2 separate regions of the Homo sapiens genome follow, and region 2 is linked to region 1. A link is an interaction called in ENCODE POLR2A ChIA-PET data of the cell type or tissue named here. Cell type or tissue: PC-9. All regions are shown on one strand.

Region 1 (4,000 bases):
CTGACCTCATGATCCACCCGCGTCAGCCTCCCAAAGTGCTGGGATTACAGGCATGAGCCACCGCGCCCAGCCTTGATTTTTAAATGAGAAAAATATGAAAGCATTTTGTAAACTAAAAGTATACTAATTTTAGTTATTCAGAAATAAGAGGGCAAAAGTGTCTTATTTAAAGTTACTTAAATTATAACAACAGAATTCTGTTTTCTGGACTTGAGTGATTTATTATGCTAATAAATACAATATATTGTAGATTTAACATTGTAGACACTAAACATAAAGTTCAGGGCAAGGCATTTGAAATATTAAGTTATAGAAAAAATTTAATGCTATTAAGACATAAGTCACATTGTTCAAATTGGCTTGTGACTTTTAATCTTTTGAAGGTAACCAAAATGGTTGTGTTTAATTTTTGAGAGATGGGGTCTCACTATGTTGCCCAGGCTGGCCTCATACTCCTGTGCTCAAGCGATTCTCCAACCTCAGCCTCCTGAGTATCTGAGACTAAGGTGTATGCCACCACACCCAGCTCAAAATAGTTGTTTTTAAAATGTATTTCTAAAAAATACCTGCTTTAGCCTCCCAAATTATAGGCATGAGCTACCGTGCCTTGCCTTGCCTTTTCTCTTTTCTTTTCCTTTCCTTTCCTCTCCTTTTTTTTTTTTTTTTTTTTTTTTTGACAGGATCTTACTCTGTAGCCTAGGCTGGAGGTCAGTAGCATGATTTTGCAACCTCTGCCTCCTGGGCTCAAGCAATCCTCCCACCTCAGCCTCCCAAGTAGCAGGGACCACAGGTGTGCATTACCACTCCCAGTTAATCTTTGTGTTTTTTTGTAGAGACAGGGTTTCACCATGTTGTCCAGGCTGGTCTCTAACTCCTGGGATTATAGGCATGAGCCGTCGCACCCAGCCTAATTTTGAAAGAGTTACGTCATAATTTTTAGGAAAGGAATTAAATAATGGCATCTTGTGGTAGAAATGATGTGGAACATCTGATGAAGTATTTAGAGTCCATATTTCTGTGTTAATATTTTGTTCTTGTTTTGGGACAGGAAGCGTCCTGATCAGACATGGGTTCAGTGTGATGCCTGTCTAAAGTGGCGGAAATTACCTGATGGGATGGATCAACTTCCTGAAAAATGGTATTGCTCCAATAACCCTGACCCACAGTTCAGGTACCATAGAGTTGGTAGTACCCTTTTTGGAAAGACGGAAAGTACTGTTCACAGTGTATGAATAGGCGCTGGTGACATGTTATTCCTATGTGATTTTTCTGAATAGAAATTGTGAGGTTCCAGAAGAACCTGAAGATGAGGATTTGGTACATCCCACTTATGAAAAAACCTACAAAAAGACGTGAGTGTTGTATTGATGTATAGTGGGTAATAATGCCCAGATCATGAACAGTGATGCCTTGGCAACATTATTTGATGCTTCTCCAAGGTAAAGCACCTGTAACTGAAAAAGTTTATAATGTGGAGTGCGTAATATCAAGGGCTTTAAAAACAAAAACTTATGCTGTGGATACCTGCTGTTTATTTCATGCTTATTGCTGCCATATGTGCGGATGTTTTGTGTAAGAGCAGTCTGCTGTTGTGAGCTGTATGCAGAGGAATCATTAGTGAATACCCCCCCCATTGAAGCTTATAGAGAAGGTGTAACAGAAGAGGTGATACATGAATTTTACCAGTTACGTGTTGGTGAGTGCCATAGAAGCTCTGGTCCAGTGCTGTAAGGAAGCTCATAGGGAGAGTAGTTCTGTCTGGTGGGCAGGAGAGCAGAAATAGATCAGGAAACTTCATGAAGGAGGTCATTTTTGTAATAGGCCTTGAAGGATGGGTACGATGAGAATGTACAGGGAATAAACATTTACTCAGTGTAGCTAGAGTATGTGAATGGGAATAATGGAAAATGGATGTGGCACTTTGGGAGGTTGAGGCGGGTGGATCACCTGAGGTCAGGAGTTCGAGACCAGCTTGGCAAACGTGGTGAAACCCCGTCTCCACTAAAAATACAAAAAGTAGCCGGGTGTGGTGGCAGGTGCCTGTAATCCCAGCTACTCGGGAGGCTGAGGCAGGAGAATCGTTTGAACCTGGAGGGCAGAGGTTGCAGTGAGCCAAGATCGCATCACTGCACTCCAGCTTGGGCAACAAGAGTGAGACTCTATCTTAAAAAAAAAAAAAAAGATAGTGGAAGTGGGACAGATGCTGAATAAGGATAGTCAGCCAGTGGAGACTTCAGGCTAATCTACCACACACAGAAGGCCAGGTTACTAAGAGCCTTTCAGGTGGCTTTGATTTGTAGTGTACTATTCTTTAGTGAAATCCAGCAATAGTATTGGAAGTATAGAAACCTATGTGGGCTGGTGTGGTGGCTCACACCTGTAACCCCAGCACTTTGGGAGACTGAGGTGGGTGGATCACTTGAGGTCAGGAGTTTGATACCAGCCTGGCCAACATAGTGACACCCCGTCTCTACTAAAAATACAAAAATTAGCTGGGTGTGGTGGTGCATGCTGTAATCCCAGCTACTCAGGAGGCTGAGGCAGGAGAATCACTTGCACCCAGGAGGCAGAGATTGTAGTGAGCCGAGCACACCACTGCATTCCAGCCTGGGCGACAGAGTGAGACTCTGTCTCAAAAAAAAAAAAAAAAAAAAAAAAAAAAGGCAGGTGTGGTGGCTCACATCTGTAATCCCAGACAGGCCAGGAGTGGTGGCTCACACCTATAATTCTAGCACTTTGGGAGGCTGAGTTGGGCGGATCACCTGAGGTCAGGAGTTCGAGACCAGCCTGGCCAATGTGGTGAAACCCTGTCTCTACAAAAAACACAAAAATTAGCCGGGCATGGTGGTGGACGCCTGTAATCCCAGCTACTCGGGAGGCTGAGGCAGGAGAATTGCTTGAACCCGGGAGGCAGAGGTTGCAGTGAGCCGAGATTACATCACTGCACTCCATCCTGGGCAAGACTCCCTCTCAAAAGAAAAAACCTATGTGATGTTCTAGTTCAAAAGCCTGTGATTCTGGACTGAGTTATCTGGTCTTAGTGGAGAAAAAAACACCAAAGATCTGCAGTTTATACCGGTGAGGATGGAAAAATTCAGGCTAAAATTAGGGTGCTACTGAGATAAAAGGTAGAAAGTATTTCCTGAAGGGCTTACTGTTGATTATATTGAAATAGAAGCAGAGTTCAGAGTACCTTAGTAACTGCATAAATGGCAGGTATGTCATTGGGAAATGGGATTGAGAAATAACAACATGTTTTTCATCTTTATTTTAAAGCAACAAGGAAAAATTCAGGATCAGACAACCGGAAATGATCCCTCGGGTAATTAAGCCTTCTTTTTTTTTTTTTTTTTTAAATAGAGATGGGGGCTGACACCCGTAATCCCAGCATTTTGGGAGGCCGAGGCAGGTGGATCACCTGAGGTCAGGAGTTCAAGACCAGCCTGGCCAACATGGTGAAACCCTGTCTCTACTAAAAACACAAAAATTAGCTGGATGTGGTGGCACATACCTGTAATCCCAGCTACTCGGGAGGCTGAAACAGGAGAATTGCTTGAACCTGGGAGGTAGCTGTTGCAGTGAGAAAGATTGGTACCATTGCACTGCGGTCTGGGCCACAGAGCGAGACTTCCATCTCAAAAAATAAATAAAATAGGGATGGGGTCTCACTGTGTTGACCAGGCTGGTCTTGAACTCCTGGCCTCAAGTAATCCTCCCATCTCAGCCTCCCAAAGTGCTAGGATTACAGGTATGAGCCACCACACCTGTCCAAGCTTTCCATTTTATAGCTGTGTCTTATATTGTGTAGTGCTTAGTTTAATCAGTAGTGAATGTTAAAGTTTAATACATATCAAAGGGATTTGGTTTATTTAGTTCATTTTCTTCTCTTGTACTTCTGCTTGCCCACCTTTCCAACTCTTCCTAATCCAACATCATTCAAACTGTTAGTTTGATTGTTTAGTTGGGTATCTTCTGAGGAAAGGCAAACAAACTTTAAAAA
Region 2 (4,000 bases), 290 kb after region 1:
CCGAACTCAGGCTCACATGATATTTATGTCTGAGTGCCCCACAAACACACAACTGAATAAACAGCCAATTCACTTCGAAAAATTCCCATTTGGCCACAATCTTGCAGCTGTCTGTGAACTCTGCCCCGCCTGAAACACACTTTGGTGCTACAAAGAGCATTCTCCTCCCCGGACACCATATCCTGGGAAGCAAGGAATTGTTTGGAGATGCTCCCAGCTGGCCACCCAGTCTCTGTCCTCAGGGATCCAGAAAGCTCTGGAGGCTGCCTGGCCCTCGGCACTGACCTGGAGCAGAATTGGGAAGTAAGTGGATGTGGCTTTTTCTACCCGTGGGCTCCAGGAATCAGCCTTTTCCAGCTCCTGTGGAGTCACCCATGAGATTTCCATTAGGAATACCTTTTTGTTTCTCTTGGGACTACTTGTTGTTGGTTTACTTATTTATTTATTTATTTTCATTTTCCATTTTGGCTTTCACATTGCAAAGAATGGGCCATGTGGCAGGGACACCTCTGCTTTGAGGCCAGCATGGGCACCTTACACCCCCAAGTGGGCTGCAGAGCCTAGCCGGACTGAATCCCATCAGCAGGTTCTTTTACTTCTTCCAAGATGGTAGCACTTCCTGCCTGGCAGGCACTGCTGCTAGTCAGGTTGAGAACGTCCACAACTCGCCATCCCCACGTGTGTGCAGACATGAAATGCCTACGTGGCAAATATCAGGCCTGGCAGAACCAGGCAAATATTGACACAGCCAGGTGAGGGGAAGCATTCATTCTTTCTGTCAGCATTTACAAAGCACCTACTAAGTGTCAGGGCTTGTGCTAGGTGCCAAGCAAAACCAAACAGGGCCACTGCCCTCCTTGTGGGAGGCAGGCACGAATCCTATTTATTTTGGGTCTCAGAGTCCTGGTCCCAGAGCAGAGATTCCATAAACATTTTAAATTGTGTGTGTGAGTGAGAACAGGAGAGGAGAGTGCATGGGAGGGTTCGCACCTGACATGCCCACACTAAAAAGCGGACCTCCACCTTTAGTTCCTCCCTAATGGAGAGCCATCACCGACACTCCATTAGGGAGAAAAAAAACAACTCGTTTTTCTCTTGAGAGTCGGAACAGTATTGGTTTTCAATGTTTCAAACCTATGAACAAATACCCCCATGTGTAAAGTCCCATTTCACTCAAGAATCGTCTGTGTTGATCTCAAACACACATTTATGTTTCTTGGTTGGAAAAGAAGAAAAACACTAAACGAATTTTAGTGACCATTTCTTTAAACCTGAGAGGATGGGGAAGCTCAGCTTTCAGACTGTATCAGCAGGGGATGCGATTCCACACTCGGGTGTCATGTGATAGCATTCACAGAGCACAGGAAATACTTCCGCCCGCCCGTCAGCCGGGACAATGGGACTGAAGGTAGCTGGGGGAGAAGGAGGGGTATGAAGGAAATTTCAAGGAAGACAATGAAAAGTTGAGTAAAATCCTTCATTGTCAAAATGAGATCAAATTAGCAATGGTCTCAAAAGCTGTCCAAAGTGAGGGACCCTCCTTCCCCATCAGAGACTTTCTGTTTAAGGAAGTCCACACCAGCAAGAGTTCCCTAAACAGTGTGTTTTAGGAGTACACCCCAAGAACACTCACTGAATTCCCTTTTCCCTAACCTTCTAGAAGCCTTGCCCCAGTTTTATCCCTGTCCTTACTGTTTGCTTAACCCTGTGGGCCAAAGCTCCACTACAGCCATGGATGACTCACAAGCTCAAAATGCCTTCGTCCTAAGCTTCACTAGCCGCACGACTTTACAATTGTTCCCAACACACTCTGTGTGCTACTGCAGGCGTCTCTGGGAAATATTTATCTGCCCCGTTGCAGTTCCAGGTGCAGGTAGAAGAGAGGACGCGGCTGTTGAGGACACAGCTGTTGAATCCATTCCCACCTTTTGCTGTGTACATAAAATACATAGTGGCAGGGCCATAGGACTTCCTGGGCAAGGTAGACCAAGGTGACAGAGTCCAAGTAACTTTGAAAAAAAAAACAAAAACAAAAAGCCCACACACTCTGCCAGGTGTGGTGGCTCACACCTATAATCCTAGCACTTTGGGAGGCCGAGGTGGGTGGATCACTTGAGGTCAGGAGTTTGAGACCAGCCTGGCCAACATGGTGAAACCCTGTCTCTACTTACTAAAAATACAAAAATTAGCCAGAAATGGTGACAGGTGCCTGTGATCCCAGATACTCGGGAGGCTGAGGCATGAGAATCGCTTGAACCTGGGAGGAGAAGGTTGCAGTGAGCTGAGATTGCACCACTGCATTCCAGCCTGGGCAACAGAGTCAGACACTGTCTCGAAAAAATAAAAATAAAAAAAAAACCTCACACACTCTATATACATACTATAGAATATTACTCAGTCATAAAAAGGAGGCCAGGCATGGTGGCTCATGCCTGTAATCCCAGAACTTTGGGAGGCTGAGGTGGGCAGATCATTTGAGGTAAGGAGTTCAAGACCAGCCTGGCCAACATGTTGAAACCCCGTCTCTACTAAAAATACAAAAAAAATTAGCTGGACGTGGTGGTGCACGACTATAATTTCAGCTATTAGGGAGCCTGAAGCAGGAGAATTGCTGGAACCCAGGAGACGGAAGTTGCAGGGAGCAGAGATTACGCCATTGCACTTCAGCCCTGGGTGACAGAGTGAGACTCTGTCTCAAAAAAAAAAAAAAAAAAAAAAAACACAACTAAAAACCCACATGCTGTATATGCATGTGACAGAATATTACTCAGCCACAAAGAGGAATAGTTCTGGTCACCCTACAGTATGGATAAACCTTGAAGATGTGCTGGGTGAAGGAGGTTAGACACAAAGGACCACACATGACATGATTGTATTTATATGAAATGCCCAGAATAGGCAAATCCAGAGAGACAGAAAGCAGATTGGTGGTTTCCAGGGGCTAGGAGGAGAGAGGAATGGGGTGCAACTGCTTAGTGGATAGAGGGTTTCCTTTTGGGGTGATGAAAGGCTTTTGGAACTAGATAGAGGGAGCGGGTGTAGAAATGCCACTGAATTGTGCACTTTAAAATGGTTGGTTTTATGTTAAGTGAATTTCACTTCAATAAACCCACCCCCACACACACGCACACATGCATGCACACTTATTGCTTACATCCCCAAAAGAGGCCATGATTTTTTTTTTTTTTTTTTGAGACAGAGTCTCGCTCTGTCGCCCAGGCTGGAGTGCAGTGGCGCGATCTCGGCTCACTGCAAGCCCCAAGAGGCCATGATTTTAATCTTTGATTTCACCTGGATACCCCTGGCAAATTGTATTTATATTTTAAAAATAAAACTCCTTGGCTTTAGGGGTGTAGAGGGCCCAATTCCAGAACATTTGGATCTCTCCTCTCCGGAGAAACACCATCAACTCAGGAATAGAGGCGTTGAGGGAAGAACACGCAATGGCCAGGACTTCCCCGCCGGCCCGTGTTCCTGATGCATGGCTGATTTCCCTTTAGCCGAATGCAACGATAACAACAGTGTCCTTGGGAAGCCACCCTCCACCCATTGCCTTCCACATCTGCAATAGGGGTTGAATGACATGGAGTTTCTTGTTTCGGTGCTTGAAGAATGATATGGTATGTCAGATGTCACGGGACATTAAATAAAGCTGCTCAGAGATGGAAATTGTTACCGTATTTATTTGGAAGTACCAGCAGCCACTTAATTGCAATTTGCAGAAACAAGCTATTGGCTGAGAGTTATTTTTATCAGTTGATTCCACGGTGGATTAAGTGTTTCTGCCATTTCCAGGGTGAGCATCAAATGCCACAGGCTAACCTTGGAGGCGGGCATCATCTCCCAGTGAGCCTTGGGGGACTGATGGAATTTGGTGAGGCGCTAAAGCACCGGGCCTGCCCGGGGGGCCTACCTCATCTCACAGCTGGTACACAGATCCCTCCCTGAACATACCCCCAAAGAGGCTCATGGCTCATACTCCTGTGTCAGATGAAGGGCC

The links. ChIA-PET counts read pairs that join two places held together with the same protein. Peaks named below come from ENCODE experiments on the same cell type or tissue, not always from the same donor. Only the 100,000 strongest peaks of a DNase experiment are listed, where the experiment ranks them.
Region 2: POLR2A ChIA-PET joins it to region 1 with 8 read pairs; 2 of 35 experiments call an interaction of 5 or more read pairs at or near these places.

The regions. Positions count from the first base shown.
Region 1 is chr21:36,358,907-36,362,906 of GRCh38, forward strand. It overlaps MORC3 (MORC family CW-type zinc finger 3), which reads left to right. Exons shown (of 17, transcript NM_015358.3): 11 at 1,049-1,171; 12 at 1,278-1,352; 13 at 3,277-3,322. Among named protein-coding and RNA genes, the nearest start is that of CHAF1B, 24 kb to the right of the region's middle. In PC-9, no CTCF peak of the experiment used is centred here; no DNase peak of the experiment used is centred here.
Region 2 is chr21:36,646,129-36,650,128 of GRCh38, forward strand. The region is part of intron 1 of LOC105369308 (a long non-coding RNA gene); the gene reads right to left. Among named protein-coding and RNA genes, the nearest start is that of SIM2, 51 kb to the right of the region's middle. In PC-9, no CTCF peak of the experiment used is centred here; a DNase peak (open chromatin) is centred at 1,773; H3K27ac peaks cover 1,565 bases.